5 separate regions of the Homo sapiens genome follow, and all the other regions are linked to region 1. The links are chromatin contacts, found by Hi-C or POLR2A ChIA-PET in ENCODE. All regions are on one chromosome and are shown on one strand. Each heading gives the region's core, a stretch centred on a gene start or an enhancer-like site at or near the end of the contact. The rest is flanking DNA. Distances are from core to core; before and after follow the strand shown.

The links. Hi-C counts contacts between places; a loop is a spot of excess contacts on that map. ChIA-PET counts read pairs that join two places held with the same protein, here RNA polymerase II (POLR2A). Pooled maps may share reads with other maps.
Region 2: a loop to region 1 is called in a pooled map, with 2.5 times the contacts of the local background. The contact joins two enhancer-like sites. A Hi-C loop is called at or near these places in 3 of 50 pooled maps.
Region 3: a loop to region 1 is called in a pooled map, with 13 times the contacts of the local background. The contact joins two enhancer-like sites. A Hi-C loop is called at or near these places in 6 of 37 single-sample maps with no recorded cell type and 9 of 50 pooled maps.
Region 4: a loop to region 1 is called in a map with no recorded cell type, with 12 times the contacts of the local background. The contact joins two enhancer-like sites. A Hi-C loop is called at or near these places in 2 of 37 single-sample maps with no recorded cell type and 10 of 50 pooled maps. POLR2A ChIA-PET finds 5 or more read pairs at or near these places in 2 of 52 experiments (activated CD4-positive, alpha-beta T cell and activated T-cell).
Region 5: a loop to region 1 is called in a map with no recorded cell type, with 4 times the contacts of the local background. The contact joins two enhancer-like sites. A Hi-C loop is called at or near these places in 2 of 37 single-sample maps with no recorded cell type and 2 of 50 pooled maps. POLR2A ChIA-PET finds 5 or more read pairs at or near these places in 2 of 52 experiments (WTC11 and activated CD8-positive, alpha-beta memory T cell).

What each region holds. Positions count from the first base shown.
Region 1 is chr1:117,652,401-117,657,167 of GRCh38, forward strand. No RefSeq gene overlaps it. Among named protein-coding and RNA genes, the nearest start is that of TENT5C, 49 kb to the left of the region's middle. RefSeq lists enhancers at 2,613-2,772, 3,591-3,660, 3,811-3,920, 4,281-4,420. Within about 2 kb of position 1,796, at least 11 of the 41 ENCODE cell types and tissues checked have a DNase peak (open chromatin) inside an H3K27ac peak, as active enhancers do.
Region 2 is chr1:116,987,491-116,992,279 of GRCh38, forward strand. PTGFRN (prostaglandin F2 receptor inhibitor) reads left to right here. Exons shown (of 9, transcript NM_020440.4): 9 at 1-2,863. Among named protein-coding and RNA genes, the nearest start is that of CD101, 12 kb to the right of the region's middle. RefSeq lists an enhancer at 2,591-3,790. Within about 2 kb of position 3,226, at least 15 of the 41 ENCODE cell types and tissues checked have a DNase peak (open chromatin) inside an H3K27ac peak, as active enhancers do.
Region 3 is chr1:116,824,426-116,829,700 of GRCh38, forward strand. No RefSeq gene overlaps it. Among named protein-coding and RNA genes, the nearest start is that of CD2, 73 kb to the left of the region's middle. RefSeq lists an enhancer at 2,967-3,156. Within about 2 kb of position 2,951, at least 5 of the 41 ENCODE cell types and tissues checked have a DNase peak (open chromatin) inside an H3K27ac peak, as active enhancers do.
Region 4 is chr1:116,737,386-116,742,610 of GRCh38, forward strand. It overlaps the pseudogene NEFHP1. Among named protein-coding and RNA genes, the nearest start is that of CD2, 14 kb to the right of the region's middle. RefSeq lists enhancers at 722-1,021, 1,490-1,699. Within about 2 kb of position 1,551, at least 5 of the 41 ENCODE cell types and tissues checked have a DNase peak (open chromatin) inside an H3K27ac peak, as active enhancers do.
Region 5 is chr1:116,792,689-116,797,722 of GRCh38, forward strand. No RefSeq gene overlaps it. Among named protein-coding and RNA genes, the nearest start is that of CD2, 41 kb to the left of the region's middle. Within about 2 kb of position 2,228, at least 2 of the 41 ENCODE cell types and tissues checked have a DNase peak (open chromatin) inside an H3K27ac peak, as active enhancers do.

The sequences.
Region 1 (4,767 bases), core at 546-3,045:
ATGGGTCCCTTTGGGGAGGGAAGTGCCATATTGGTGAGAGAGAGGGGCAGGGAGACCTACCCAGGACAGATTTGTGCAAACCCACATGCTGGTCTCATTGGGTTAGGGAGAGCTGGCCTTCTCTTAGCCACCCCTGCACAGAGATGACATTCTTTCTCTGGAAGAAGGCCTGATGCCTCTGAGTTGGCTTCCTGTTATGACAGGCCATGATGAATGGGCATAGGCCCCTTCATCCTAGTTTCACCCCTGGGGCCCTGTATACCTTGCCAAGGAGGTTGATAGGACATGAATTAGGGTAGTAGCCATAGGGATGGGAAAGAAAGACTGAAAAAGGATTTAGAAAGTAATATTGGATGACATATGACAGATTAGATGTGGAAGAAATGATGTGTAGGGAGAGGCGTGGGAATACGTTTCTGCAGTGGGAAATTTGGTAGACGGTGATGTCATTAACCAAGAGAAGAAAACATGGATAGAAGGTCTGGGGTCTTTGGTCATGCTGATTTCCAGAAGAGGATGCAGATAATTACCAGTATAGTTTCAGAGCTCCAGACCAGGAGGCCGGCTAGGGATGGACAACTGGGAATCACAGTGAGGAGATGGTAACTGGAGCCTCCTCTGTGGTGTAAAGCACCCAAGCAAGCAAGAGTCAGCCAGGACAGATTCCTTGAGGAGCATCTATCCAGGAAGAATTAGCAAAGGTGGAAAAACCGGAGAAGGCTGAGGAGTGGACAGAGAGGCGGGTGGAGAACCAGGACAATGCAATGTCCTAGGAGCCAGGGGAGGAGCGGTTGGCAGCATCAAGTCCTGTACAGACAGGCGAATGGATGCCGCACATCACTGTGACTTTGTAGAGTCAGGTGCAGGGAGCAGAGGAGACAAAGCCCTATCCCAGGGGGCTGAAGAGTAAATGGGAGACAATTTAAAGAAAAGGGACTAAGGCTTAGCAGGCAAAAGTGTGAAATTGGAGTGCTGGCTCCACAGGTTGCCAGCTGAGCGGCATCTAGGCAGGCCCTGGCCTCTTGGAAGAAGAGGGCACACAGCACCCCTCCTAGGGCTGTTGTGAGGTGTAGTGAGGTTGTGCCTGCCTGTGACAGCACAGGAGGAACAGCACAGAGCTCATCTCTACTTCTGCTCCTGCTCCCGCCAGTGTCTTCTTGAAAAATGGTCTTTTAAAACTATTGCCCTCCCCAGCTTACATGTTCCCTCAGTGTGTGGGATAACATTCACATTCCCTGCACGAGTTGGCCTCTACTTATCTCCCCATCCTCACACCCTCGCTCCTGTCCTCCTTGAACATGTGAAGCTCTTTCAAACCTCGGAGCCCTTCCCTGCAGAGTTTCCCCTGCGTGGGCCTTTCTTCCGACTTAGTTGTTGTCAGTCACCCTTCTGGGAAGTGATGGCTTAAATGTCATTTCCTAAATAATTCCTCTGGCTCCTGACCTGAGTTAGGCTTCCTGGCATCTTCTCCAGCACCTGGCACAGTTCCAGATGCATAGCAGGAATGCAAACAAATGCTCGTCCATGAATAAAGGAGAATACCAGCAACTGGCTGTGTGACCTTGGGCAAGTCACTTCACCTCTCTGTGCTTTAGAGTTTCCTCCTCTGTAGTAGGAAGTAGGACTATGTATCTCTAAGATCTCTTTCGGCTCTGGCAATCTTTGGCTCTTTAATGCTAGTGTCTGTACAGGTTTCTCATAAGGCTTCACGGAATAATGCAAGTGAGAGCCTTGTTGAATTGAAGGGGGAGGGGGAGGAGGCTAGGGAGCTTGGCAGAGGCAGCGGAGTACCCACAACGAGGCCCACTCACCCACTCATTTCCTCAGCCACCCACGGGGCCTGCAGTCCCCACGTGTAGCCTGATAGGCAGGGACTAGGGGACAGCCAGAATCAAAACCACAGCCTCCCGTTTTTAGTGTGTGGGCTTCAATTCGATGAGCTAGGGAGGAGACTTCTGGAGAAAAAATACTCTGTAGGGTCACATACACCCAGACAGTGTGGACACCTGCTACACACACATACCAATATGTGCATTTACAACTAATTACATACAAAGGAAAGCACACACACACCCAGAGGTGCACAAGCACACGGTCAATGCCCTGCAGAGCCCACCTGCAGCTCCCTGAGCCCAGGACAGCTCTGTTACCCTCTGAGTCTCTGGGTCAATCTTTACCCTTGCCCTCTGGGTCTTCCCTCTCTCAACAAACCCTGAGGCTGGGCACTGAGGCCTAGGGGATTCAGTGATTTTACTGATAAGGCTGAAAACAGGCAGGAAGGGAGGGTAACTTACAGTGCTCTCCGGATGTTACAGTATTTGCATTTCCACAGTCTATGTGTCTGAAAAAAACTGGGTTTAGTCTAGAAACTTGGTGGTACGCAGGTGTAGCTTTCAAGAGAACTGGGAAACAATGCTGTATGGAGATGGTAACCACTTGTGAGCTGGGTCAGTTTCACTATTTACTATACAGGCTGGCCATGATCTCATTGAACTCTCAGAAGTGCCTTCTGCACAGATAATTTATAGATGATGAAACTGAGACTTGGACATGTAAAGTAATTTGCCCAAGGCATGCAATTTGTAATTGGCAGATCTGGGACTCAGGGAGTAGGCTTCTGATTCCAAAGACAAGTGCTCTTACCACCCCTACCAGCTCAGCCTCTTGCCTCTGGTGTGTGCCCCTGCCCCCTCCCGCCTCTGGGCTCCACATTCTGGCTGCTGACTCCCTCACACATGGCCTGGTGGAGCCCCTACCCATGCTGAGTGGGGCTGGGAAAATGGTGAATTTTCTAGAAAATTGTGAAAGCGCTGCCTACGAGAATGGCTGCCTGGGACACTCCAGCTGCAGGCCCTGGGGCAGTGCCCGTTTGGAAGGTGCAGAGTTTTCTGGAGATAAGCAAACATGAGTCAGGAGAAAGCGACAAACAGCTCACCCCTGCAGATTGGCTGCCAGGACGTGAGATGATCATGCAACGTCAAGCTAACAGCCTCAAATCTTTTTGAAATCGAGTGCCCAGTTGACAGTTAAATCAGTCCGGAGACACAACTTCTCTCCCTCTCAAAACATATACACACACGCGCACACGCGTGCACACACACACGCACACACACACACACTTGATGTGGATTGTGGGACCAGAGCATTCAGGACTTTACAGCTCTAAAGGACCTTCGAGCTCATTGAGCTCTTGACCACCTTAATGTCAAGAATCGCCCAAAGTACCCATTTAAAAGACAAATTCTAACCTCAGCCCATTCCAGGTCTCCAGAATTCTAAGGGAATCTCTAAAAATCTTCTCAAGAAGCTGGATGTTTTACCAGGTTCCTGAGAGATTCTCATCACATCAGAGTTTGTTCCTTCAGGGTTTTGGAACACTGAATCTAGACTAACCCCTTCATTTTATAAGCAACATTTTAGTGATCTACAACATTTGTGTGAGCTGCGCAAAGCCACACAGCAAGTTGGCAGCAGGGCAAACGTGGATTCCCAGCACCGGGCCTCTCTGTCACACCACTCTTCTGACCACATAGAAAAGGAAGGATGGAAGGAAATCAGAGTTACTGAGCGCCTGCCATGGGTTGGGGCATGCTGGACAATTCAGTAGTAAGAGCAAAGGGAACCCCCTGGGTGCCAAGTGCTGTGCAGGGCACTTTTCCTGCTTTTGGAATTTAATACTTATAGTAGCTCTTGGCTGGGAATGGTTACCCTCCTCACGTGCGAGATGAGGCAATGGGCACACAGGGGCTGGGCACTTCTCAGGACCCAGAGGCCCCAAGAGCTAGAGGCAGAATTTGAAGCTGGACCTCAGCTGGAACCTTGAGAGCCCAGGCTCTGAAGCACTGTGCTGCGTCAGCTCTCAGAGACGCACTTGATTCTGTTGCTGATTTCATCAAAAGCTCACAGAAACCTTGTGATGTAGGCGGCGTCTTGTAGAGTTGAAGAAGCCAAAGCCCGGGGTGACAACAAAACCTGCCCAAGATCACACAGCCAGCAAACCATGAAGGCAGATTCAGCCCGGGTCTATCTTGTGTCAAACCCACACACTCCTCACCACATGTGGCGGTTTCGGAAGCTCCTTCCTGGGGCTCCAACTACAGACTACCTCTTCTGACAGTCTCACCCCCGCTGTCCCAGCTCGAACCTTCACCCTCTTTGGGCAGTCTGCATCTGGGGGCCCCCTCACACCCAAGTGCTACTGTGTTTACACTTCTGTTTGTTCCTGAATTCTCTTCTGACCCTCAACTGCTTTGAAGTTCTACAGCCAGGCTCTGCACAGTTTTTGAAAAGCGGAAGACAGTAAATCTTGCAGGCTCTGGGGTCCAGACCATCTCTGTTGCGACCACTCAGCTCTGCCCTTGCAGTGTGTTTAGTTCAGCCATAGACAATTCGTGAATGCGTGAGCATGGTTCAGTACAGCTTTAGTTCATGAGCTGTTGTTTGCCCATTCCGATGTTCTAGAAGAATGCTGGGGATTTGAAATGCTGAAATTTTCGAATGCTGAAAATCCATTCGAGCAGATTTTTATTTGATTCTGCTCTTTATGGGACAGAAGACAAGTCTGTTTGGGAAGGCATGTGTTTGAAAAGAGCCTAAAGGTGTCTGACCATTGAGACCCTAGTGCCTAAAAATCTGGAAGAGACTGCCTAGTTCTCAGGGAATGTTCCTTCCTTCCTTTATTCATTCATAGACTAGTTTGGAACACCCGCCATGTGACAGGCATCGTGTTGAGCCTTGGTGAGACAGACAGGCAAGTCTTTGCAGAGC
Region 2 (4,789 bases), core at 1,976-4,475, 660 kb before region 1:
CCCCACCCCCTGTTTTCAGGGGTTTAGACTACATTTGAAATCCAAACTTGGAGTATATAACTTCTTATTGAGCCCAACTGCTTTTTTTTTTTTTTTTTTTGCTTCTCTGCCCCTTTTCCATTTCTTTTGTATTTGTTTTCTGTGAGAGCACTGAAATGGCAGCCCTGGAATCTACAATTTGGCTCTCCACTGAGCACCTTATCTTGCCACCTTAGCCTTAAGAATGAATATGAAGAAAAATACACAGCCACCTCTGTCCAGGGCAGTAAGAAGGGCTGCAAGGAAGGGGAGGATGGGGACAAGGAAAGGATCAGATACCTGCTCCAGTAGTTGTGAGGCCACTGTGTCTCAGGGGACTCCAGGAGGAGCAGAAGAGGGATCCCACGAAGTTATTCTTACGCAGCTGGGGCCAGGAGGGTCAGAGTGGTGCCAGGTGCAAGTTAGGCTAAAGAAGCCACCACTATTCCTCTCTCTTGCCCATTGTGGGGGGCAAAGGCATTGGTCACCAAGAGTCTTGCAGGGGGACCCACAGATATGCCATGTCCTTCACACGTGCTTGGGCTCCTTAACCTGAAGGCAAATTGCTACTTGCAAGACTGACTGACTTCAAGGAATCAGAAATTACCTAGAAGCACCATGTTTTTTCTATGACCTTTTCAGTCCTTCAGGTCATTTTAAGGTCCACTGCAGGGGGTTAGTGAGAAAGGGTATACTTTGTGGTATGTTTTGCTTTCCTAATAGGGACATGAAGGAAACCCAGCAATTTGCTGTTATGTGAATGGCCTGTAGAGCAGAGTCAAGAGCGGTGTGCTTTGCCCGACTGCTCCCATCAGGAATAGGAGAGTAGACAGAGATCTTCCACATCCCAGGCTTCTGCTGCTGCTTTAAAAGCTCTGTCCTTGGAGCCTCCCGCTCCCTGAAGTGTCTCGCCCCCTGCACAGCACTGGCCTTTCGGAAGCATCCCAGTAGGGTTTTCTGAGGCTCGCTGGTGACTCATGCCCTAATTGCAATCCTCTGCTTTTATCTTGACTTTGAAGGATCTAACACTGCTCTCTCTTCCAAAGGGGAAAAAAAGATTCATTTGTTTTGAGCAATAAACTAATACAAAATGATGGCCATTCATGTGCAGCTCTTTGTCACCATGGGCCGGATGAGTTGTGCTCCTCCTGGCTCACCATTTCCCCCTGCTCCCCCACAGCCGGTTCTGCACTTATCACCGAGTCGCCCCTGGAAGCAGATTCCCATTGAGTTTTCCCCACCAAGGGGACCATGCACATGGTAGAAACATTAGATTCTGCATTGACAGTAGCCTTTCCTTGGCCCGGGCCTGTGGTGGGAAGACGGGCAACAAGTATACCCCACCAGGGCCTGAGTGACTAGAGGAAGAGGACGAGGCCTTGTTGGCACTAGATTTGGGTATTTTCTGCATGTCATAACATATCCTAACTGCTATTTCAGAAGAGGCAGCTTGTAGGTGATTGTACAAGTGAGAATTAAAGAGAGAACAGATATTTAAACAGGTGCTGTATTAGTAACAGCCAGTGCCCTTTCAGCCCTTGCATCTATTAAAAGGAGATTCAGGATTTTATTGGCACAGGCCCTTCTTAGTAGGAAGAAAGGGTGCTTAGCTTTGGACCTGACCGGGTGTGTGTAAAACCATGGACTGAGTCACAGCAGACACTCGATGGTGGTAAATGTGATGGGTGCTTACACACTGTACCTTTTCCTTTCATACTGATGCTGCAGTTCAGGGCTGGAGTTGTTAAGGCATTGACCTCCACCCACCTGCCCCATGTCCACTGGGCTGCCCAAGCTGCATGTCACCTGAGGGCTGGCAGGAAGGGGCGAGAAATCCCAGGGCATTGTACCAAGGACCTAGTTCCTTCTAGGGATATAAATTTCCAGGAATGTGTATTTTTAATGTGGTGAGATGCACTCTTTTGTTGTACCAAATAGGGCTCCCCACCCCACCCCTGCGACAAGTGCTCTTCTAGAACAGGTTCCTACCAGCAGCACTGGTGTGAATGAAAGAGAGACCCAGCCGCGTCTCACACAGGTGGAATTGCACTTCTTAACAAAAAGGAACTTTATAAAAGTTTGGGATTTTTTTTCCTAATCATAAAAATAGCCCCAGAAAGAGCCTAAGCTATGTTCAGATAGAAGCCTCGAAATTCCTGTAAATTGTTTACTTTATGATGTTTACATACACGTTTCACTTTGAAAAAAAATGCAAATCGACTTTTTAACAACTGTTGAGATGTTTCATGGGACAGTAGAACTCTGACTCACCAACTGGGCTAAATTTTAATTTAAAAATGTATTTATTTGAGTGTCTTTCCCCCCCTCACCCTCACCATCTGAGGGGCTCCCTGAGATCTTGGTAGAGGAGGCCCCTCCTGCCCAGACCTTCGTTTGTTTCCCCGGTGGCCCTTGCTTCTTGCTTTGCAGACTGCCTGCAGCCATGATTTTGTCACTGACATCTGTGAGCCAAAGACTGAGCCTTTTTGGCAGGAATAATAAGCAATACTACACAACTTGCTACTTTCAGAAAACTTTTTTTTAGCTTCACCGATGACAACAGAGGAAGAAGGGAACTGGGATTTGGGTAAGTTCTCCTCCACTGTTTGACCAAATTCTCAGTGATAAATATGTGTGCAGATCCCTAGAAGAGAAAACGCTGACTTTCTTTTTAAGTGTGGCACATAAGGATCTGCAGAATTTTCCGTAGACAAAGAAAGGATCTTGTGTATTTTTGTCCATATCCAATGTTATATGAACTAATTGTATTGTTTTATACTGTGACCACAAATATTATGCAATGCACCATTTGTTTTTTATTTCATTAAAGGAAGTTTAATTTAAATTGAAGTTGTGTGAGGAGCTTGATATTGGCCTCTGTCCTTTCATATCTTCAGCGTGAGGGATTGTGACTGGATTCCAGCAGCAACTTTAGCACCTTCTGATCTCTTTGAATCCTGTAAAAGCATTGCAGATTTTCACTAATGATAAGAGAAGAAATGGATTTGATGGGATCAATGTTGAAGTTCCCACCGGGTGGAAAGGTGAGGGCTAGGATCCTATTGTTTACAGAAGGCCTCCTGCTCTTTCAGGGAATTCCCATGACCTTACAGGACTCCTCTCAGGAAAGAGAGAAGTTAGATATTGTTCCTCTCTGCAGTTGAGGAAACACCAAAGTTCTGTGACCATATCGTGACTGGAACGGAGTGGTTTTTCTGACTCATGATGCAGTCTGGGGCCAAATCAGTCCAGAAGGTAGCAGCCCCTGTAATAGAAAAACAATCGTCTTCCCTAGGCCGCTGGCGTCAGCAGGCCTGGGCAGGAGTGAATACCGAGAACCCAACTCCCTGCGGGCCCCTGGAACAGCTGCTTGCCCTTGGCTGGCCTCCGCCATTCACTCTCCTCTTGGCCTCGTTTGCATTCTCTGTCTTTTGTGTCCTTTCCAGGGACCAACTTCATGTTGTGGAGTTATTCAAGGGCTGGGTCCGTGTCCCAGTCACTAACATTACCCAATGACTGGCACTCTTCCAGGCATGTAGAAGGCACTTGCACTTTGTAAATGCACAGTTAATGCTCTGCTCTAGGAAATGAGCCATCATTGCATGCTTCTTAGCGAACCGGGAGGGTTCCACTCATGTCACAACGGTAACACGGTCAGAGCTGGTCATTAGCAATCCTCCACCTATTTCTGAACCCATTCCTGCCTAAAATTTAAGTTATAAATTTATATTAATAACATTAAACTAAATTAAAAACAAAACAGGAACTTACTTGCATACTTATTGTGTGCCCAGGCATTGTGCTAAGCACAATTGCTGCTGAGTTGTCTGTAGGCCTTGGCACATAGTATCTGCTTGCCTAGAAACTTATTTCTATCCAGCCTTCCTTCCTCCTAACTTGTACTTCTCTTTCAGGACCCAGGGGTCATCTTCTCCTTCTCTAGGCAAAGTGAAGGTCCCTTGACAGATGGTCTGATAGTCTGAAAATGATGGGAGGATAGGAACCATTCATTGCTGTGGCTTCAGTACCAAATTGTGAATTGGACTCTTACAATGTGCCATGCACTAAGACAAGTACCTCATAGATGTGATTGCAATCTTAAGTGACCCAAAGGGATTTACAGCAGAAGCACTCTTGCCTGTTCTTCACAAAACTGGATCATTCAAAAAATACCACTCACTTCCTCTAACCCACAGACCAGTGTGTGTGACACACTTTTAAAATGAAAGTTTTAGTATTATTTAGGTTTGGCAGGGCCAACAGATCAGGAGACAATTGCCGTAGAAAAGATGGTTTGTTATATTCATAGAACCCAAGAGGAGGGACGTACCCCACCATGGGAGGCTGCGCAGGGAAGCACCAGGGTCAAGGCACAGGGGAAACATGGGCACGGGGCTTTATTGTGGTTTTTGCAGGAAGGAATAGGTGAGGCAGAGTAGGCAGGCTTAGGATTGGCTAGGTTGAATAATTTCAGCAAGCTCTAGGGCATAGGGGTTGTCCCTAGTTGTCTGGTACCTAATCCTGGGTGATTTGGGAAAGGGAGTAGTGGTCCTTAGTGCAAGAATTCAGTGGAGGAGGTTGTGCAGTGTAGGCTCTGGATTGGTTGGTTTGCATACGAAAGGCTTCTCTCAGGAGAGTCCTTAACTAGCTCTAGGAATTGGTTAGCCCTGGCAGGGGCAGTCTCTCCAGGATTAGCAAGACCCAGATGTTAAAGCATCAATAAACAGAAAATAAAAAGGGGTGATTAATGCATACACTCATTGCTTAGGGC
Region 3 (5,275 bases), core at 1,701-4,200, 830 kb before region 1:
GGGGAGAGAAGTGATGAGGAAATTGTTCCCTAGAGATGTGGCTGAAGGAACCGGAACTACTGAGAAAGCAGAAGACTGATTGGGGAATGAGAGTAATCCTACACACATTGACAGGCCTATCATACTGGAAACAGATTAAATATATTCGGTATGACTCTAAGTAAAATCAGTGAATGTTAGAGAGTGAGTTGTGTTTATTTTCTTTATATAAAAGAAAAAGTTGCTAACAATTTGAGCTGCCCAAAATTAGAATGGCTGCATTGTGAGGAACTGCACTCCTGTTTGTGGAAGTGCTTATGTTGAAGCCGGATGGCCACCTGTCAAGGATGTGAAAGATGGGATTCCTGAAGGATCCCGGAAGTCTCTCCTGACTGTGAGTCAACATTCTGTGAAATGGAGGCTGAGGTGTGGGAAGAAGACACCTGCTGAGGGAAGGGGGTTTGGCCAAGAACCTTGCCCTTGTGGAAGGGGATTCAGGGAGACAAAGGCCTCTAGAGAAAGAGAGGTCTCCTCCCAGGGAGAGCTGTCCTCCTGCCCATGGAGATGTTCTTCCAAGCACAATTCCCACACTGGAAACAGCACAAAGAGAAATCTGGGACACAGACATGAGCACTGAGAAGCACAGGCCTCCAACCGGCCTTCCTGTTCTCCGTAGTCCCCTCAATCAGGGGACAGGAAAGTGGCACTCTCAATTCCCTAGAGGTCTTTTATATTCCCTTTCCTGGGTTCAAATTCCATCCTTGCCTCCGATTGGCTAACAATTACCTCATTGTCTTTTCACTTGCTTAGAAAATCACATCTGCCTTCTCCACCCCCTTTCCTCCTTTCCCAATGCCTCTTACTCCAAAATGACAGCATCTTCCCCTTGTTGTGTATTCCTGCCCTCAAGTTCACAACTCCCCATTGTCTTCGACCTGATGTCCCAGGGCTTTCAGCTTCTCTTTCCTGACTGCATTAGCCATGCAGATTTATGCAGTGCTTCTCTCAGTCCTCAGCCATCTTCCCTGCTATGTTAATATTCAATGTTTTCCTTTCCCTCAACTCTGTTTTTAGCAGATCTTATTCCAAACTGCCTCAGAGCCACTCCCAGCTCGGTGGGGGCAGCTGGGTGTGGTGAGCACAGGACACTCCTTTGGACAGATGGACGGGCGGAGGGGCAGGAAAACACCCCCAGCCCCGGCTCAGCTGCTGAGTGATTTAGCCAAGAGTAGGAGGGGAGGAATGAGACAGCTCCACCAGCCCAGGCTAAAAACAGACCTGGCCTCCTCCAAATGTTCCACAGATTAGGACCCTCTTCCTCCCTTCTCCATTCCTACCGTCTCTCCAAACCTCAAATCCTGCAGCCACTGTGTAGCTTCTTTCCCCGTCAAGGCCACTCAGGATGTTGATCTTAATTTGATTTTGACAGACACAAAGAAGAGGAGGGGGACGGAGTCCACAGTGTGATCTGTCCTCCCCTCTTCTCCCACCTCTCAGGGTGGCCAGGGCCCAGCCAGCAGGACCTACAGCTTTGGTATAATTTACAGCCTGAGACTCAGAAGATGGGAACACAGCCAAGGCCATAAACTCTGTTCCGAGTGCTGTGTGACAGTTTATGGTAAAGGGCAGATGGGACTTGCTGGCTCCAGGCCTGCCCCTTCATTACAGAGCACCCTTCTGCCGCTCCTGTCACCAGCAGGCGGTGGTGACGTGCTGAATGGCAAATGGGAAGCAGACCTGGGTCCTCAAACTTGGTTCCTGTGTCCTGGGATCCCCACACACCCTGGCCATCACATACCCAGATCCCAACACACCTAGCTCCCCGCACACTTAGCTCCCCACACACCCTGGCCCTCACACACCCCATATACCCAGGTCCCTACACATCCTGGTCCTCACACACCCCACACACCCAGGTCCCTACACACCCTGGCCTTCACACACCAAGGCCCTCACACACGCAGATCCTCACACACCCAGGTCATCGCACACCCAGGCCCTTGCACACCCTGGTCCTCTCAGACCCTGGTCCTCGAACACCCAGGTCCTTGCATCTTCTGGTCCTCCTATGTGGGCCTGTGAGGCACACGCACAGAGAATAGAGTGTCACAGAGTAGGCACATTAACCCATAGCAAAGGTGGGCCGTCAGGAAGGGGTGGAGGTGCTTCCCTGACTCCCATTCTGTCTACTGAGAAATGGTATGCAAATGAACTTCAGGAGCAGCTTTGAGGGAAAAGGACCACAAAATAAGTCACTTGAAGAGGGTATGAAGAGGAAGAGGGGCAGGCACTTGTTTATGCAAGTATAATCCAAATGTAAGGTCTGTACCAGCATTTGTCTAAACAACTCTGTCACTGTCTTATTTTAAAACAAGGGATGGAACCTATCCTAGCCTCCTTTGACTACAGGAAACTTGTTTTTCCCTCACATTTCACCCCATGTATTTCTGAGGTAACTCCCATCCCTCGAAGTCTTCCCTGGTTGGCCCAGCCCCCTTGGCCGGGCCCTGTCTCCAGCCACAGCTTACTCCACTGCAGTCCTTCAACCACACTTGGGAGCAGCTTTCTTCTGACTCTCTCAAGCTGGCCACAGGTCCTTCCCTCCATTCCCCACCATGACAGCAAAAACCAAACTGTTAATCTTTAACAAGATTCGTACCTAAAGCTTAGGTTAAGGGTATTACAACACAGCCACAAAAATAGCATAAACCTTCATGTCAGAGAGAGGAGAAGACAGAATCTGCAATCCTCGCCTGCTTATAGAATGCCATCCTGTCCACCTCCCAGCCTGTTCACTCAGGAAGAAGCCAACCTTTCTCTCCCCATGTCTGAGCTCTGCAATCACTTACAGCCTACGTAGAGCCTCTCACCCCAGCACCCCTGCACAAAGCCCTGAGCTCCACTTCTTAAGGCTCATGGAAAGGAAACTGCAACTCTTCTTGTCCCTCTTAGGCCTCATTTCCTGTCTCAGGCATTATCTCTTCCAAGGGTGATTGACAGTGGGATGGTTCACTCACTTCAGAACCACGAGGATGACTCATCCAACGTCCTGGCCTCTGGTTTCCTCCATCTGTTCACCTCCAGCAACCTTTTCCTTCACTTCGTCTCAGCCACCGATACCTGTAATCAGCTTAGACTTTGTCATCACCAAGAAGAACACCAGCTCTGAAATTTCCCTCTCAGAAATCCCCACTAGACCATGAAAAGACATGGAGGGACTGTAAATGAAAGAAGCCAACCTGAAAAGGCTACATGCTGTATAATTCCAACTAAATGGCACTGGAAGAGACAAAACTATGGAGATTAAAAGGAAAGGTGTTTGCCAGAGGTTTGGGAGAAGGGAGGGATGAAGAGGTTGAGTATAAAGTATTTTTAGGGCAGTGAAACGATATTGTGTGATACCCTACTGGAGTATACATGTCATTATACCTTTGTCAGGACCCACAGAATATACAACACCAAGGGTGAACCCTAATGTGAACTATGGACTTTGGGTGTGTCTTACCTGGGCTGGGTAATTTACAAAGAGGTTTATTTGGCTCAGAGCTCTGTAGGCTGTACAGGAAGCATGGCGCCAACATCTGCTTATAATGAGGGCCTCAGGCTGCTTCCACTCATGGTAGAAGGCAAAGGGGAGCCAGCTCATGCAGAGATTATATGGCAAGAAAGAAAGATGAGTTGCCATCTCTCATTTTTAGCAACCAGCTCTCACTAGAACTAATAAAGCAAGAACTTACTTATTTCCATGAGGACGGCACCACAGCCTTCATGAGGGATTCACCCATGATCCAAACACCTCCCACTAGGCCCCACCTCCAGCATTGGGGATCAGATTTCAGCATGAGATGTGGAGGGGACAAATGTCCAACCTGTATCAAGGTGATAATGATGTGTCAATGGAGGTTCATCTGGAGGTTCTTCACTTGTAACAAATGTACCACTCTGGTGGGGTGTGTTGATAGCAGGGTTGGTTGTGCACATATGAGGGCAGAGGGTATATGGGAAAGCTCTGTACTTTCTGTTCAGTTTTGCTGTGGATCTAAAACTCTAAAAAACAAAGTAGACTTTAAAAAAAATCTCAACTAATTTCCTGTCCTTCTCTTCCACTTGCTCTAGTGCCCTTTTGGCTGTGACTCTTTAATTACATTGAGACACATCATGTGTCACTCTTTAGCAGGCCTCTTGTCTTCACTGCATTCCTGATCCGACTTACAGCCCAAAGCCCACCCTGATAAACACTACCTCACAAATACCCTCCATTTCCTCATCCTTTCTCTTTTGGCAAAAACCTCTCTCTGACAACCTCAATAACTGTTTTTCCTTGCCTGTATCCAATGTGCCTAAATAAAATATTTCTTTTTTTTTTTTTTGAGACAGAGTCTCACTCTGTCACCCAGGCTGGAGTGCGGTGGCGCGATCTCAGCTCACGGCAATCTCTGCCTCCGGGTTCAAGCGATTCTCCTGTCTCCCAAGTAGCTGGGATTACAGGCGCACACCACGACACCCAGCTAATTTTTTTGTATTTTTAGTAGAGACAGGGTTTCACCATGTTGGTCAGGCTGGTCTCGAACTCCTGTTCCGCTCACCTCGGCCCCCCAAAGTGCTGGGATTACAGGCGTGAGCCACCGCACCTGGCCAGATAAAATATTTCTAAAGAAAATCTTATGCCAGGCTGACCCTCACACTTTGAATTCATGACCAGAAGCCTGACCAGAGTGCTCAAAGCTTCCCTCAACACTGACCGTTTCCCACTCTCTGGAGTAACTAACTCATATCTTCTTGTTCTTACTTTAGACTTTCTACATTTTCTGCCACTGCACCCTCTTCAGCAGGTGAACTCACCTCTTACTACATGGAAAAAATAGAAGGTTTCAAATAGGAATGGTCTCATCTTCCCATCACCAAATCTAGAATCCAGCCTGCATTCCCACGTACCTCCTCTTCTTCAGGCCAGGTAAGTAGGTCGAAGTGTCCTTGCCATAATCAAAGCCTCACCCTTGGTTTGAAGTGTAGACCTCAGTCTTTTTTGCTCCTCCTTGTGGACATGGCCCCTGCAGAGATCCGTGATACCTCCTGCATCACCAAGCTCTTGCTTTACTGGGTCATTTGCATCACTTTACAAACATACTCATCTTTAAGAAGAAAAAAGACATGAAAAGAGATGTTCAACATCATTAATCATTAGAGAAATGATTAGTGGCACGATCTTGGCTCACTACAACCTCCACCTCCTGGGTTCAAGCAATTCTCCTGCCTCAGCCTCCCAAGTAGCTGGGATTACAGGCACCCGCCACCA
Region 4 (5,225 bases), core at 301-2,800, 920 kb before region 1:
CTATGCAAATGTAAACGAATGTGTAAAAGATGTTCTAACCAGTGAAATTGACAAGAGTGTGGCTCAGGTTGCTGCCAGAGGGTGGCAGCAGCAGGCAGGGACTTTGGCCCACGGTCCTTTGAAAAAAGCTACCCTGGAAACTGCCAGAAAGGGATACATTCGCTGGGTTGCCCTGAGATGATCAGCTCATCTGACTGAAGAGATTGCCCTCTCTCCTGGAGTGGGATCTGGCCAGGGCTGAACCAAACCCCAGAAGTCTTCCCTTGAGTGATTTTCCCCAGATGTTTTTTACGGCCACCCTCACCATCACGATGCTGTCCTGAAATTTCCGGCATTCGGTGTAGGTGTTTTCTTGGTGACCTCATCTAGTCTTCACCACAAACTTTTGAGTATAAGTGAGCAGGCCAGATTGTAACTCCTTCCCACAGATCATCATTTTTTTTTTTAAATTTTCATTTTTATAGAGACAGGGTCTCACTATGTTGCCCAGGCTGGTCTTGAACTCTGGCCTCAAGCGATCCACTTGCCTTGACCTCCCAAAGTGTTGGGATTACAGGCGTGAGCCACGGCACCTGGCTGCACCTCACCATTTCAGACATGACAAAACTGAGGCCCAAAGAGGTTACTTTGAAGATCACACAGATACTAAATAGGAAAAAGTTAGAATTTGCATTTTAAGCCTGGGTTTCTTTTTTTAGCTTGAATTCCATTACATCATCACTTCTTTCACCTTGCTTGTTCAGTTATTCATACAACCAGCACTTTTTGGGCTCTTGCAGTTTGCTGGAGAGCTGCATAGACTTCCTACTACTTAGCCATGGTGGCCGCTCTCCTGGCCTAGGCGAGCCGATGTCTCCCACCCTTTCTGTTCAGAGCTAGGGCCTCAGTCTATCTTCCTCTACTCTGGGCAGCAGGCGCCACCTCCTTAGTGTTCTGGGGCTCATATCCCAAGCCCAACAGCTGAGAAAGGGCTCTGTCTCCCCCTGCTCCCTACATCACAGCTTCTTAGATCACAATCTCACAGGCCCTGCTGGCTTTATACTTAGGCAATCCTGAGAAATAACTAGGAAGAGGAGGGTAACAAAAACAAAAATAAAAAGCAGAGAAAAGTAACGCATACCTAAGGAATCATATAAAGTTTCCTAGTTCTTCTCAATCTACAGTTCACGACTTCTCTGCTACGAAGTCTTCAAGCCCTGAGCTTGAGTTCTCCTGACTTACTTCCGAAGGTGAAACTTCTCTATTTTGTCTCTTTTATTCTCTTAAGTTGGCCTCATTATCAGGAACATAGAGGCAATCTGGGAAGAAAGCTGACATTTGTTGAGCATCTCCTAGGGCCAGGCATCGTGCTAGACCCTGGACACACGTCACTTCATTTGACCTCACAATAGGCTTGAGAACAAAGCATTTGTCTTCTTTTACAAATGTGGAAACCGAGACGCAAAGACATGAAATGACATGCCTAAATTCGTGTTTCTAGCATGTGGTGGCTCAAAGCTCTTTTCCCTTAAAGCACATGATTATACAGCTAGCAACAAGCATGTACCCCTTCTCTCAGAGGTGTTTAACGCTTGGGGGAATTCCAAGGTCAGTGACTTTCATATCCGGAACCCAGGCTTCACACAGGAACTGGCACTGTGGGCCGATTCTGTCCTCTCTGCTTTGTGGGTGGGAAGCCCAAGAGGAAAAGAAAACTCAGTTTTTGCCTTGGAGGAGATAACACCTGACAAAGGAACAAGCTCTCAGAGACAGACTTTTTGGCTGGAAAAGAGTACATCTGCTGCCATGGTGCATGCATTGGTGGCCGATAACATTAGGCTGCTTTTGTGAGAACACTCACCTCTTTGCCTGGCAGTGACAATGTTTGTGGAATCTGATTTTGCTGCTGATACTGATACTGAAATTCTGCTGTGATCATCTAGATACAACCAAGATAAACATCAATAGGACCTGGCCACAGACACACAGTGTGGCCTTTCTGATCATCACTGAAGCCCTGGCAAATATCAGTTTTTTTTCTTTTTGTCGTTTTATAAGCACTTTGTTTTATTGCACAGAAGCAATTGAAACTGGACACAGGTGGAAAGTGCGCCCTGGCATAATTCAGTGCCCAGTGCCCGGCCCCACCTGGACCACTCTTCCAGAATAGAGGTCTCTGGGCAAGGGCTTGACCACTCCTTTGGAAAACAGAAGGCATTTGGGAACAGGTTAAGACATCTCAAGCATAATGTGTTTCTAACTGCTTGTGGTCATCTGTCAGTTGCACATAGAGGCAATAAATGCACTTATTTGGAAAGGAGGGGGGCAGTTTTTATAGTCAAGTATTTACGTATGGCATTTGGCATGTATCACATTCGGCTACATAAGCTATCATAACATAATTGTCCATCGCCTCGGGAGGGTGTGGGGGCAGGAGGCTGGGATTGCCCTCTTTTGCTAACATATTGCTAATGAAGTTCCTGTTTGAAGAGGGAGGCCCTGTCATCTAAGCAGTTTCTTCTTACATAAAAAGTAAAAATTGCATTACTCTGATCCTTGAGCTCCAGGACCCTTTTGAGTTTCTTTGGCTGCTCCAGACATTCCTTTCTCCCTGCCTTACTTCCCCTTGGCAGCCTTGTCTTCTGTGGCCTTCTCTGGAGGCCTGCTGTCTTTTTGGTCTGTGCTGGAGGATTTTTCAGCCTTTTCCGCCTTAGGTTCACTGAGCTCCTTTGAGAGGGTCGTCTTTGGCTTTGGGTCTTGGGTTTCTCCTCAGGCTTCTTGAACTCAGTGGCCTTCTCCTCCTTGGTATCTTTTTTCTCCATTGCTGCTGCCGCCTCCTCCCTCTCTGCTGGTTTTCTGGGTTCCTTGGCCTTGGCATCATCTGGTTCCTTCTTGGCCATCTCTGTCTTCTCTTTGGGTTTAGCGTCTTCCTTCACCTCCACCTTGGCAGGAGCCTCCTTCTCTAAGGTGGCTGCTTTTTTCTTATCTTCAGCCTCTTCCTTCTTGGCTTCAACTTTGGATTCTTTGGGCTTTTCGATGGCAGCTTCCTTCTCCTCCACCTCGGGCTTTGGAGCCTCCTTGTTGGATGACTCCTCTTTCTTGCTCTCCTTCTCTGTTTTTGGCGTGGCGGTAGCTTTCTCTTCCTCTGCCTTCTTTGCAGGCTCTTTGACTTTTACGTCCTGGGGCTTCTCCTCCTCCTTCACTGGGGACTTCACCTCTTCCTTCTTTGGGATCTCCTTCTCGGGGGCCTTGGCATCCTCTTTCAGGGGAGACTTCACCTTCTCTGGGAACTTGACCTCCTCTTTGACAGGGCTTTTGGCCTTTTTGGGGGATTTATCTGCAGAGGGCCTTGCTTCCTCCTTTGCTGGAGTGTTGGCTTCTGGAGACTTCACATCAAGAGTCTTGGCCTTCTCAGGGGACTTTGCTTCTTCCTTCACTGGGGACTTGGCCTTCTTTGGAGACTTGGCCTCAGCCAGTGACTTTGCCTCTTCCTTTGCTGGGGACTTGGCCTTCCCGGGGGGACTTGATCTCAGCTGGAGATTTTGCTTCCTCTTTCTGTGGGGACTTGGCCTTAGCCAGTGACTTTGCCTCTTCCTTTGTTGGGGACTTGGCCTTCCCAGAAGACTTCACCTCAGCTGGGGATTTTGCTTCCTCCTTCTCTGGGGACTTGGCCTCAGCCGGTGACTTTGCCTCTTCCTTCACTGGGGACTTGGCTTCCTTCTCTGGGGATGTGGCCTCTTCTGCTAGGGGAGACTTTGCTTCTTCTTCTCCCCCTTTTGCCTCCTCTTCTTCACCCCCTTCTTCCTCCTTGACCTCCTCCTCTTTGGCCTCTTTCTCCTCTTCTTCAGTCACTTTTTCAGTCACTTGGGTCTCCTCTGTCTGTTCCTCCACAATCACAGTTTCTTTCTCAGACTTCTCTACCACTTTGATCTTCTCTTTGCTTTAGACCTTTATGTGAGTGGACATGGAGGGCATTTGGAGGAGTCCTTCTGGAAGTGAGAAAGGAATTGGGCCAAAGCCAGTCTGACATTCCTCACCTTCCAGGAGTTTTCTGTAAGGGGCTATCTCTATATCCAGAGCCATCTTGACATTGAGCAGGTCCTGGTAGTACTCTCGCAGCTGGGCCGCCATTTCTCACTTGGTGTTCCAGCGTCCAGCTGCTGAGTGGCTTCCTGGTAGGAGGCAATGTCGGCCTGATGACGGTCCTCCAGCTCAGAACACTGCCTGTCCAGTGAGTCGATGGTGCTCTTCAGTGCCTCCAGCTCTGTGGTCTCGGCCGGAAGCTGACGCTGATACTCAGTTATCTCCTCCTGCACTCAGCACATGGAGTCTGTGTTCACCTTGGCTGCCTCAGACAGTCGGTCCATCCTCACTTGGAACCACTCCTCAAACTGCAGCGTGCTCTGCACCGCATGGCCTTCAAGCTGCCGCAGATCTCATGCAGTGCAGACGCCGTGACATCACGTCACACTTGAGGGCGTCCCCTCCGCGGCCTGCACCTGCGCCTGCGCCTGCGAGGCGCCGCAGCCCTGCATCTGGCCGAGCAGCTCGCCCACCTGCTCCTGCTGGCGGTGCCACAGGTAGCTACACTCCTCTTGCAGTGCCTGCGCCTTCTTCTGCAGTTCCACGCCCGCCGCCTCGGCCTCCTGCAAGAAGCCGCCAACAGCACAAGCCTTGACCTCTTTGTGCTGCTGGGCCTCATCATGGAGGCACCGGTGCACATGTGGAAGTCCTGGAGCAGGTGCTCCTGCTCCAGGCGCAGCAGACTGCGCACCATGCCCAGGCACAGCACCGTGGGGCGCATCCCGCAGACCTCGAGTTCATACAGCTCACCCACGGTGGTGCAGCCTGCCTGCTGCTATCGCAGCACCACCGCCTCACCCTCCAGGCTGCAGTTGTGCACGTCTAGTTGCCGCACCTTGTCGCTCTAGCCTGTGAAGCAGTCCTTCAGCACCTGCAGCTGCTCCTTCTCACTGTGCGCTGTGGCTGCCGCCACCACTCAGCCCTCCCATCCCATTGGTCAGCGTGTCCAGCCAGTCAGTGCTCAAGGCGGCAGGCGCCCCCGAAGTGGCTGGGCGAGGCTGACATGGAGCTCATGGACATCCGTGTCCATGAGTGGAACCCGCTGGAGGATCCAGCAGCCGAGCGCCTTCTGCTTGTGCTGCCCTTTAGGGTCAGCGTGTAGTGGAGGCTGCTGCTGCCGTTCAGCACCCAGCAGTGCCTCAGAGCCACCAAAGCTCATCATG
Region 5 (5,034 bases), core at 978-3,477, 860 kb before region 1:
GGTTCACGCCATTCTCCTGCCTCAGCCTCCCGAGTAGCTGGGACTACAGGTGCCCGCCACAACACCAGGCTAATTTTTTTTTTTTTTTTTGTATTTTTAGTAGAGATGGGGTTTCACCGTGTTAGCAAGGATGGTCTCGATATCCTGACCTCATGATCCGCCTGCCTCGGCCTCCCAAAGTGCTGAGGCGTGAGCCACCGCGCCCAGCCGAAATGCCACTATTAAAGCTTCATGTTGCGTTGGATGCCGTGGCTCATGCCTGTAATCCCAGCACTTTGGGAGACTGAGGAGGGCAGATCACTTGAGTCCAGGAGTTCAAGACCAGCCTGGGCAACATGGTGAAACCCCATCTCTACTAAAAATGCAAAAATATTAGACGGGCGTAGTGGCATGTACCTGTGGTCCCAGCTACTCAGGAGGCTGAGGTGGGAGGATTGCTTGAGCCAAGGAGGCAGAGGTTGCAGTGAGCCATGATTATACCACCACACTCCGGCCTGAGTAACAGAGCCAGACCCTGTCACGAACAAACAAACAAACAAACAAAAACATTATGTTTTTCAGCATGAAGCAGTGATGAGCAACTTGAGGACTGAGATCTACATGGAAGAACCACCAGACTGGTGAATGATTTTCAGGATGAATGTCCAGATACTAACTTGTTAGTGACTAAAAAGCCATGACAGTTTCCTCATTGACATTTCTTTTATTCAGTAAAGCAAGTATTCCAAGTCTTGAGAATCTATGTTGTTTTCCTTGCATTTTCATTTCATGGAAAATAAATGGTATGCAAAGAAGGCTGCTCACCTCTGGTTTAAGAGTTTGAATACTGTTAAAATGCAAATCATCACAGAAGAGTGCAGCTTAAAAACAACAACAACAACAACTTTATTTTTTAGAGCAGTTTTAGGTTCACAGCAAAATTGAGAGGAAGATACAGAGATTTCCTATGTACCCACTTCCTTCATAAAGTCATAGCCTCCTGAATTATCCACATCCCCCACCAGAGTGGTACATTCGTTACAATGATGAACCCACACTGACACATCATTGTCATCCAAAGTTTACATTAGGGTTCACTCTTTATGTGCATTCTGTGGGTTTGGACAAATACATAATGAGATGTATCCACTATTAGACCATACAGAGTAGTTTCACTGCCCTGAAAATCCTCTGTGCTCTGCCTGTTCATCCCTCCTTCCCCCTAACCTCAGGTAACCACTGATCTTTTCGACTTCTCCATAGTTTAGCCTTTTCCAGAATGTCATATGGTATGTAACTTTTTCATATTAGCTTCTTTTGCTTAGTAATACGGATTTAATATTTCTCCATGTCTTTTCATGGTGCGGTGGCTCATTTGTTTTTAACATTGAATAATATTCCATTGTCTGGATGTTACTATAGTTTATTTATCCATTTGTAACCAAATAGCTTAACTTCAAAATGCATTTTTTTTAAATGTCCCCTTTCTCTTTTCTCCCTAGTCTTTAAATACAACCTTGAAGCAAACTGCAGAAGCCTTTTCCTGTAAGCTTAAGGTAGACTCTATGTCCCACCCTTTCCCACCATATACTCCTTTTGCATTTATCTAACTGTATGCTAGTATCTAAATATGTTCTTACTTAGAAGTTCCAGGGGCTAATCTTTTTTTTATGGAATACACAGGGATTTAATATAGTATGATCTAAAAATTATCAAAAGCTGCCTTCCAAGGGCTAATCTTGAGACAGAAAGACCAAGCCTGGAGACCCAGCTGCAAAATTCCAGAGATTACCTCAAGGCAGCTAGTCAACAACCCGGCCATTGTTCCAGGTGGACTGAGACCCAAGATAGCAACCAAACAAGACACATGGATCTTGTACTCAGCACAACTCCTGCATGCTTCACATGTCAAGTTCCTCTTATTTTTTTTTTTTTTTTTTTTACAGAATTTGTTCTGTCGCCAGGCTGGAGTGCAGTGGCGTGATGTTGGTTCACTGCAGCCTCCACCTCCTGGGTTCAAGTGATTCTCCTGCCTCAGCCTCCCGAGTAGCTGGGGTTACAAGCAAGCGCCACCACACCCAGCTAATTTTTTTATTTTTAGTAGAGAGGGGTTTCATCATGTTGGCCAGGATGGTCTTGATTTCTTGACCTTGTGATCTGCCCTCCTCGGCCTCCCAAAGTGCTGGGACTACAGGCATGAGCCTCTATGCCTGGCCAAGTTCCCTTTTTTAAACTCTTGTTTTCTCCCCAGAAATTTAAAGTGATTACTTTGGATGGGGATCTGGTCACTTTCACTTCTGCTTTACTAGTTTTGGTTAATAAAGTCACTTTCTTTCTACCATATCTCACTCTTGTCATTGGACCTTGCAAGTGGCAAAGCAGCCAGACCCGTGCTCGGTTACACATTCACCTACTGAAGGATATCTTGGTTGCTTTTAAGAATTGGTTATTATGAATAAAGCTGAGTGCAGCCCTTTTTGTATGGAAGGAAGAGCATTTTGGCAAGGGTGCTGAAGGCATAGAAATGGTAGAAAGGGGCAGGAGATTAATGTGGGGAAGGGAGTTGGGGCAACCCACCCCGTACACAGCTCTGCCTGTGGCCAGCCCTGCTCAGAATATACTGGGCCTTAGAGCCCCATAGCAGAGGAAATGAGGCTGTGGCATGCAGGGCAGCTGGCCTGGTGCCCTCCTAAGTAGCTGTCAATCCCATGGAGCCCTCCACTAGTAGCCTCCAAGAGCTGCCTAGATGTTAGAAGAGAAATCTGTCCTTTTTAAAGCCAGAAAGTCCCCCCTTCCAGAGAAGGGACTCTTTCCTCAACCTGGAGCTCAGAGGAGAATCTGTGCTGGAAAGGCTAACGGAGTCTTGATCAGTGGGAGCACTCCTTGGGGGAGCACTCCTCAGGGGAAACACTTCTCAGGGGGACCTCTCCTCAGAGGGAATACCCTTCAGGGAAGCACTTCTCAGGGGCACTTCTCAGGGGAGCACTCCTCAGCGGGAGCACATCTCAGGGGAACTCTCCTCAGAGGGAACACTCTTAGGGGTAACTCTCCTCAAGGGAAACACTCCTCAGGGGAGCACTCCTCAGGGGGAGCATTCCTCAGGGGGGAACACTCCTTAGGAGGAGCACTCCTTGAGATTACCGCAAGGCAGCTAGTCAACAACCCGTCCATTGTTCCAGGTGGACTGAGACCCAAGATAGCCACCGAAACAAGACACATGGATGTTGTACTCAGCACAGCTCCTGCATGCTTCACACGTCAAGTTCTTCTTCTTTTTTTTTTTTCTTTTTTTTTCTTTTTTGACAGAGTCTCTCCTCAGAGGGAGCACTCCTCAGGAGTAATTCTCCTCAGGGGTAACTTCTCTTAAGGGGAAGTCTTCACAGGGACCATTCCTCAAAGGGAGCTTTCTTTCCTCTATGTGCTTTCCACCTGGCAGGGTCTCAGAGCCATATGTGCTCCCACTTCCTTACAGGGCAGGATCAGATACCACCATTTACACCCTCACTGAAAAGGCAGTCACACACACTCATACTGTAAGGGAGGAAAAATATCTTTTTCTTGACCCAACTTAGATTCATGGCTGAGGCCCCTGTAACAAAAAACAGATTAAAAAAAAAGAAAGGTCAAAAACAATGTATTTAACATAAATTTTACATGACACAGGAGCCCTCATCAGGAAATGAGGAAACAGGTAAGCCTGAATATTTTCATGCTAGGTTTGATGAAGCACGGACAATCGTGGAGAAATATGAGAGGAGGACAAAAGGGAACTATTAATGGTGACAAAACTGGGGAAAACTTAGCAAGCCTTGTTGTTCAGATTCCCCTCCATGTCCCTGTGTCTCCAGGGACAAGGATGCTCCTTTCCCCTGGGTGTAGGGAGGGAACCGTTCACCTCTCATGTGAAGGTTTTATGACCTGCTTCAGGGGAAGGTGAGAAAATCCTTCCTACGTTTTATGGAGAAGATTGGGGAAGGTTAGAGAGACTTTCCTGCACATGCTGTTTTCTCAAATTCCTTCAGCTTAGAATATTTTGGACTAGCATGTCCTGAGCCCCATCAACACTGATGCTTTCCCTTGCTAGGCCATGTGAACCTTATGAAAAAAAAATCTAGTGGCTTCTAGGAATTTCAGCAAGTATGTAAAGAAAATGCCAAGGACAGTCAGAGAACCCGTCTCTTTGCACCCCAAATCGTACTATGCTTGTGGCTGGTCCTGGAGTGCAACCTGGAGCTCTGAGAAGGGCTGGGAATTAATAATAAGCCATCTCTTCTGTGTGCTGCCCTGAGATGTGGGAGCACCTGGCTTGGACCCCTGCACAATGCAATTATTGTACCTTCAGCCCAGGGATCTGAGCCCCCTGAGCTGGCAGGAGCTCTCAGAACATCCACCGTGAGGCAGGCATGTGCTATGTGATGTCAGCACTGGTGCTGCCATGAAACAAGCTCATGGAAACAAGTTGGGCAGAAAGGTTTTGAAAAGTCAGGAACATCTTGTTGAATAACAAAAAACGAGTACGATGTAAGAACTTGTTTTTAGTGGAAAATGACTCTTCACATGACTTCTGTATGTTCACCTCTCTACCAGTCGGTTAACTGGCAGGAAGCAGGATGTCACTCAGATGGCTCAACTAGAGACTTCAATAGAGGGACCACTTAGGAAGTGTAGGCAAGGTCAAGGAAGCCAATAGGGATGTTGAGGCACCTAGAGGCTAGGAACTGCAGGAAGCTGTTGCTCTCCTAGACCAGAAGGGACAAGGGGTCCAATGAGAGCTGCAGCTGTAGAGAAGGGGTCCCCTGGAGAGAGCAGCAGCCATGGAAAAACAGCTGCAGTCAAGATAGAGCACAAGAGCAGGAAAGGGTGTGGGAAAACTCCAACTTCTCTTTCCTCCTTGTTGGCGCCTCCCATTGGCCAACCCAACTGGAAGTCAGGTGGTCAGGGAGTGCAGGTGTTTCAGCCCATAGGGGTCAACTTCCTGAGGCACAGAAAGTCAGAGAAGGCTGGTGAATGGACTCCAGTGTAGGGGGCCAGGTGGAGACTTAACTGGTATTGTTA